2 separate regions of the Homo sapiens genome follow, and region 2 is linked to region 1. Evidence: chromatin loops called from intact Hi-C (ENCODE). Cell type or tissue: pancreas. All regions are shown on one strand.

Region 1 (4,000 bases):
AGCGCTAATGTGAGCTACATAGCTCATTTTACATATTACATTATATTACACATTAAAAAAAAGGTGAAATTATTTAATAGTATTTTTCATTAAATGCAATATCTCAAAAATATCACTTCAACATGTAATCAATATAAAGTTAGTATTGAGATATTTTACATTTTTTGCCCCTTCCCATATATTCAATAGCTGGTGTGTATTTCATTCTCAGAGCTCATCTCAGCTTGGACCAGACACATTTCGAGTGCTTGGTAGCCTCAGTGACCAGTGGCTGCTTCACTGGAGAGTACCAGTTCCAGATCATCTGGGTGCGTGTACAAAGTCACTAACAGATTTCCTCCCACATTTCTGTGAAGGTCTATGAAATTTTAAGTATCATAGGAAAGATTGAAGAAAATAGGTTCTAAAGCAGATGTATATTTTGAACACTGCCATTTTAGCTCTGAGGCTTCAAGCCATGATTAAGGAATATGTGACCTTTGAAAGAAGTAGGTGATGCCTTTTATAGATTTTATTCCATTTAAAAATATATTTTTAATTATAAAAATGAATCCATACTTACTATAGAATACTCAATACAAGGTCTAGAAAATAACAAAAATCATCTAGAATCCCACCATCTATAGCTAATCACCTTTTGAAGTTTTGGAGTATTGCTGTTCTCGTATGTGGATCGGTTTCATAGTTGTCATTATACTGCAAATGCCCTTGTATATCTTGCTTTTGTTCACAGTGTTATATCACAAGTATCTGTATTTGTTGTTAAAAGCTCTTCATAAGAATAATTTTGATCATCTGGATGATTCATCATATGGCTGAGCCATGGTTTACTGAAGTCAGTGACTTTGGTAGGGTAGTAGTTGCAGTAAGCTCACTAAATGTGACAAGAACAAAAAAGTTATTTTATTGAAAAGTCACCCTACTGTGTGGCCATCCTCATCCCTCATATTGGCGGCCTTCCTTCCATGACTCTAGACAGCTCCGGGAAACCAGAGCCCTTCTACTCTTAAGCTTATTTTTTAGAAAAAATATCTTAGAAAATAATCTCCCTTTCCCCACCTAATCAATCCAGATGTTTAATTACCACGTTGACACAATTGGATTATGACTTCAGGGCAAAAAGCAACTTTACTAAAGAGAATTTGAATGGAAAACAAGAGCATTTTAAAGATCCTCATACAGCAGTTTATTTCTCTTGTTAAATTCATGTCCCTCAAGATATCACAGTACCCACTAGGTACAGATACTGGGCCGCCCTTTGTTAAATCGTAGTTGGATTTATTTTTGCTTCCCTTTTTGGCCCTCTTTCTCACCATTTGTCATTTTCACAGGCTTTAGTGACATAAATCTTGTGGAATGTTGGCTATGCACATAGCATGAAGGATTCAACCTCTCCCATTTCAGGCTGGTTGGCCAATGTAAGCAACTGAGGGTGGCAGAGATCAGGGACAGATAAGACAGGGAGAAGAAGGGGTAGAGGGACTTTGGAAAGAATACCTGAAGTACGAAAGTGACACCTTTAAGGTTAAGGGTGATGGCAATTGACTGATGATTACCAGGTAACAATGGAGTCCACTGGAAGCTGCATAACCATGAACTGTTATGATTATTTTTTCCTATCTATGTGGAAAGGCCTGGTTTGCTTCTCTGCACACAGTCCTGATTCAGTGTGGTGCCCGCATATTGTAAATGTCTTATCCAAGAATCCAGGGACCTGGCCCTGAAGGAAAAGCTGAGGACAGAGTATTTCTGCAACAGGCCTAGGCTCTTGCAAACTTGCCTTCCCAAAGCTCCAAGCCCAACTGGCCTGCAGGGGAGGCGGTCTCGCTGACAACCTGCCCTTTGGCCTTATACCTTCTGTCACAAAAGAGCCATTTTTCCTGAATTTGAAATTGAAGAATTTGATGGCACACGAGTGCTGGGGGGATTTTATTAAGCTGATAAATATGACTACAATTTACTTAAAACCAGTGGCTCTTCTCACTGTCAATGTTGTGGAGTTTATGCCTTTTTCTCTCAAGCTCTCTTTGGCCCAAGCAATTCAGGGCAGAGAGTTTGAAGGGTATTTTGTTTCTGATGTGGGCAGTCTGAAAAATAGTGGACCTTTTAACATTGCACTGACAGACACTCTCAGGGCTAATATAATTGATGTATTCATAGGAGCTTAAGCAAAATAGCTTTCCAAAAGGGAGAAAAACTTGTCTTTTCACCTAAGCACTGACCGATTTGTGGTTTGGATGCTTACACGAGATATTAAACAGACCCGATGGAAAAGGCTTGTTTGCCTCAAGTCTGACTTTCCCTCCTCTTGTAATTTTTGGCCTTGAGTCAAATTTTTGTCCATTCCCCTGCACTCCTTGGGTTGAGGCCAGCACAACGGGCTTGCACTCTCCATGGTGTTGACAGAGTGTTTTTCAGCTGTACCAAAGGCCACAGATTTTCTGTCAGACTTCAAGATACACAGCCTGATAAACATGTCTGCCTCTGGCGATTGGCAGCATTCTTTCTGGAAAAGAAAACAAAAATTGTTTTATATCAATAAGGAAAGTGGTATGAATAGCATAGAATAACACAACTTGGAAGGTGTGCCTGAGGCCTGAGCTTTTTTGCAGTATGTTTAGCTCTTCAGTTCAATTTATTTTTGAGTTCTGTCTTCACCCCACCAGCATCTGATTACTTTCATCAGCCATATGTGTCTGGTTGTGTAACAAATAAACAAATCAACAACCGATTTGTTTGGAAGGTTGGTTGGTGGTAAATGACTCCAGAATGGTGTTTGGAAAAAGTATTTTGGCTTTCTGTAGATATTTTATTTTTCATATGGGATGAAATGGCTGATTTTCGTTAACTCTCTTGTTCACTACAATTTAAAGAAACTGCATGATGTTTCTTCTCTCTGATATTTTCTAGTTGAGTTTTTTTCCCATCACTTTATTCTCTTGGCCATGTGTCAGGTCACCAAATTGGGAAATCAGCCCATGTGGATGACACAAAACTCAACTCTGTGTTACCTGGAAATCTCATCTTTGTAGAGCTGTAGCCAGCTCGGTGCAGATTCCCACAATCAGAGGACTGGATAGCTTCTTCTGACAATTTCTTGCAATCAGAGGGGATTCTTGCTTTGCCATCTTGACTTCAACGTTGACTGTTGGAAAGGAAGAGGGAGGAACACATCCTCAGAGTCAGCACCCTCTTTCTAAAGCTGCTTTGCCATTGAGCAGATGCCCTGGAAGCCTGAAGGGAAGGCTGACTTCTTCAGGTTGAACTTCCCTTTGGAAGATTGATTAAATGCTGATGATCTCTTCAGCAAGCCCATGTGGACCCAATGGCTCAAAGCCAGCCTCAGAACCTCTCCAGTGCAGGCTGCTGGCCGGATTGTACCACCTCACCTGGATGCCGGCTGCTCAAAGGCAGACGAGGCTCATGATGCCTGCTCTTGGGAGTTCCTCAGTGGCACTCAACATTAATTACCTCTCCCCCAGGCCCTTCTGCAAAGTCCAGTGCCAGATCTCTGATGTCACTGCAGGACTATGATTAAACACCAGCTCCAGATCAGCCCAGTGACAGGGAGGGTCATCAGTAATGGATTTGAAAGGGGCTTCAAGGCCCAGGGTAATATGTTATTCATTACCAATGTCGGCTGAGGAGCTGTGAACCTGTCTGTTGGTTGGTAGCGCTTTATATGACACCTCCCCAGGGTCAGTTTCTGTTTGATGAGTGGGAGTGTGCTGTAAACATGTGATGTTAGTATCTTATCAGGTAGCAGAGCTGAGTAGAGATGAAATAGTTCAGCAGTCTTAAGCAGCTTTAGAGAGCTGCCTCAGAAATAAAAATTGTTCCTTCATAGACATAGTAATTCATACATACATACTTATACACACATATATGCATGTGTATACATACATACATATGCATATTGTATGTTTGGGGATGAGCTCTGAATTTAGGACATCTTGACAAGCTTTTCTGTGCAGCTATTCTGCTTGCAGAGGGCAGGGTT
Region 2 (4,000 bases), 250 kb after region 1:
AGCTCACTTCTCATCATGCTATTCTCAGAATTTTTCTCTTCATCTCGCACTAAAAACAACCCTGTGCAAAAGACAAACCTTTTCCAGATGTTTTGGTGAATTCACTTTTACTCTCCATGGACAATAATAACCAGTTTTTGTTTAAGGCTTTACAATTTAAAAAGCATGTACTTTTAATATTTATAATAATAACTTTTTTAATGTTTACAAGAATCCCTTAAAATTGCTCTTGTTTTTATTTACTATTATCATACTGACTTTTTCAAATAAGACAACTGAAATTCAGACTCTTTTTAATCATCCAAGTAGTAAGCAGTGGAAGAGGCACTTTAAAATACAAATTATTAAACTCCAAATTCTCTGCCTTTGTTCCTCCTTTTGGATGACAATAGGGTAAAATGAGACAAGCATGTTTTAATAAATAAATGTTTATTTGCTTTTTTTGAGTAAGAGCTTGGAGAAATCTAATATGTCATTTTGTGTATTCTTAAAAATCCCTTGCTTGAAGAATCTAATGACTTTTATGCCTATGGATTTATATATTATTTGCACCATTTTGAAATATTTAGGAAAGGAGAGAATATAATTATTTGCCATGAAAATAAACTAACACCATCAGGCCAGGAGTCGATGCCAACCAAAGCATCCTATTGTCCCATATGCTGTTGCTGGCATTGATGAAAGTTGAGGATTGGAAGAAGTGGAATCAGCCAGCCTCATGTAGATTTCAGCTGGAATCTGTGCTGTTCCTCCAGGGTGCACCAGGGGCCTTCCTCCTCCCCTCACTTTCTTTCATTCCCCACTCAGTAGCTTCAGAGGTTGACAAGAATTCAGCTCGGGCAGGCAAATGTTGGTTTATAACATGAACACTGACCATTTCTATCTTACAATTGAGAGAGGGGAAGCAAAGAGAAGTTGCCAGACATCTACAGTAAATCAAAAGAGGATGTTGGGATCTTTCCATGATGCCAAGTTCTTGCTACCAATGGCTTTTTCTCCTGAAGTAACTTTTAGCTAAATTTACAGATTTTCAGAGGAAAGAACCCCTGTAGCCATGTTTTCCCCCAAAGATCAGACTCCCTTTCCACCTCAGAATGGCTTCTCACAAATACAGTAGTTTTTCAACAACAGATGGGTCTAAGTTGAAAGAGACCTTGTCATTGGTCCAGTGGCATGAGGACTTCTTCAAATGCACATGTGGTTCTGATGGTCACGGAGGGACCACACGACGTTGATGAAATTCCTCTTTAATGGGCCAGCTCTTCATCAGCCCTGATGTTCAGGCGCCCTTGTTTAAGATGCAGGCCTCCAGCAAGACCAGCATGAGTGCCACAGAACTTTGTGGAGACTCGCTAATATAACAGGCCAGCATTTGGGAGAGGGTAGTGATTATGTGATTTCAATTTCATACCATCTGTCCCCAGATTTCTTTCACTACCAGGCTGGCCACTGGCTTTGGAGGACAGTCAAAATCCAGGGCTCTGGAATACTCTGTACGGAGTTCAAAGGAGCAGGCATCCCTGTGAACTCTAAGGCTGGTTGTTGCCATGGGGAAGTGGACCGAGATCGCTGGCTTCCAGCAAGATATGTACTTGAAAGTCCTAATGAAAGCGTGTTAAGCCCTCCAAAGCTGGCTATGTGTCTGAGAGCCTGGCCAAGAGATGTCAGATGGCTCCATGGGCAAGAGAGGACATAAGCAACTGAGGAAAAGGGAGGAAGAGACATGCTGACGTTCTTCTCAACAGGAACATTCTTTCTTCTTGGGTGTCCATCAGCCTCATCATTTATTATCAGACTGTAACCACCCTTCATCCTCTTTCTTCAGCAGGATTTCATCATTCCAATAAGAACCGAAATCATAAAGCAAAAACAAGAATAATATGGCTTTTGTTTTTGGCTAGAAGGTCAGAGTTTCTTCCTTTTTTTTTTTTTAAATGCTGGCCTATTTTATACAGGCTCTTGAATGATTATTTTCTTTTCTCCTAGGCAATCTGGATTAATTGATACAGTAAAAGGTCTGGAAGTCCTAAAATGTTAGGTCAATTCCTAACTCCGACACAAAGAAGCTAAACAACCTGCAAGAGAATATGTAAAAAAACCAACCACAATTTTCCTATCTGCAAAATAAAGGAGGGGTGCCACTGGGCAACATTTTAAAAACCTTGTGTTCCTTATGCTAATTATTCACCCTTTGGCATTCCAGATCATGCCTCTTGACATCAGTAGCTTGATTGCCAATGGGATGATGCTACTGGTTTCACTTTTAAATATGGGTTTCAAAAGTTTCAGTTTTCATAGTCTTCAGAGAAACAGAATATTGAATGTGGGAAAAAAAACCTCAGGCAGAAATCCAGATGTCAATCTCTCTCATTTCGCAACGAGGAAGCCGAGGCCCAGAGTGGTGAGTGACCTGCCCAAGGCCACAGTCAGAGTTAGAGCTGTGCCAGGCCCAGGACGCGGGGCTTTCCTTTTGATCAACATTACATTTCCTAAACCAGTTTGCCTTTTATATGCCTGCTTTCCATGATGATTTCTGGGGAAAGGATTTCTCATGACACGGATTTTTCATGGCTCTAGATGGGTGATTTGGGGCAACACAGAAGGGCGCCTTTTGATCTAGCTGCTTCCGCATCAAGTACAACACTCCTTCCTCGATGGCAGAATGGCTGGCCTCTCCTATCAGTCGCTGAAGTCTTAGAAGACATGAAAATAAACAAAGCCTGACAACTCCGTTCCCTGTGTTACGACCTGTTCACCTCCCCTGCCACTTCCAACTTGACTTCTCCCTGAGTAGCCCCCATGTTATTTAAGAAAGCAGGGCTTGCAGAAGTCCGGCAGTGCCGAGGCTGCCAGAAGGAACACTTGCGTGGTAGGCGCATGTGGGTCTGAGCTCTTTAAACTCTGGGTCACGACTGGCATAGAAGGGGCTCCTGCTGCTCTTCAAATCGCTCTTGGTCTTGAAACTTCCTTCCAATGGTTCCCTCCCTTATGTTTAACCACTTGATGCCCTGGAATTACCGAGGGTCTCACTCTGATAAATATTATTTTTTGAAGCCCTCAGGAGTCTACTTTATTCTGGAATGTTCCAATAGGCAGCTTTAACAAAAATATGGGTGACTTCTTGAAAAAAGAGTAAGCCCAACTTAAAGTTGACTGTGAATGACAATAGCAATCTGACCTCCAATTCATTAAAAAATACCCATATGTTCACAGAAGGTTGTTTCATAATAGCTGCAAAGTGGAAGTGACCCAGATGAATGTCTATCAGTGGATGCCTGGGTGAACAAAATATGGTATATCTACACAGTGGAATATTACTTACAATGAAAAAAGTATTGCTCCTTGCTACATGAACACATCTCAAAGTTATGCAAAGTAAAAAAGATCAGATCACATATTGTATGATTCCATGTATATAAAATGTCCAGAAAAGGCAAATCTATAGAGACAGAAAAATTAGTGACTGCCATGGGCCAGAGGTGGGAAGAGGGAATGACTACAAATGGGCATGAGGTTTATTTTGGGGGTGATGGAATTGCTCTAAAATTAGATTGCAGTGATGGTTTCACAACTCTGAATATTTATGAAAAAAATCATTGAGTTTTGACTTCAAAAGAGTGAGTTTTATGATACGTAAATAATACCTCCATAAAGCTGTGCAAATGAACAACCATGCAGCAGACGCACCAGCTCCTAGCAGGAAGGAGATCTTTGGAGTGGAGGGATGCCTGATGTGGCTGGGCCAACAGACGAATTCAGCCACACAGTTTCCCTCACCCTGACTGCTCCTCACGAAAGGCGACCTGTAAGTCCGGGCAGGAGCCCTTGACATGATGCAACGATTTATTAAATAGGCAGGCTGCCCTTACGAGGTGAAGTCTGACAAAGCCTCAGTTCAGGGACATCTGCATTCAAAGTGAAAAACCGATGGCAGCCGCAATGATTTAGATCTGCAATTAAGACATTTAAAGTGTTTAGGGCTGACAAGGAGTTAAAGTAA

Evidence for each region. A loop is a pair of places that touch in the nucleus more often than their neighbours do. Peaks named below come from ENCODE experiments on the same cell type or tissue, not always from the same donor. Only the 100,000 strongest peaks of a DNase experiment are listed, where the experiment ranks them.
Region 2: it touches region 1 in a loop (4-fold over the local background); 1 of 110 quality-filtered maps calls a loop at or near these places.

The regions. Positions count from the first base shown.
Region 1 is chr7:25,845,234-25,849,233 of GRCh38, reverse strand. No RefSeq gene overlaps it. Among named protein-coding and RNA genes, the nearest start is that of LINC03007, 57 kb to the right of the region's middle. In pancreas, no CTCF peak of the experiment used is centred here; a DNase peak (open chromatin) is centred at 2,373; H3K27ac peaks cover 3,454 bases.
Region 2 is chr7:25,596,487-25,600,486 of GRCh38, reverse strand. All of the region lies in intron 3 of LINC03007 (long intergenic non-protein coding RNA 3007), which reads left to right. Among named protein-coding and RNA genes, the nearest start is that of LINC03007, 190 kb to the left of the region's middle. In pancreas, no CTCF peak of the experiment used is centred here; a DNase peak (open chromatin) is centred at 2,416; H3K27ac peaks cover 1,596 bases.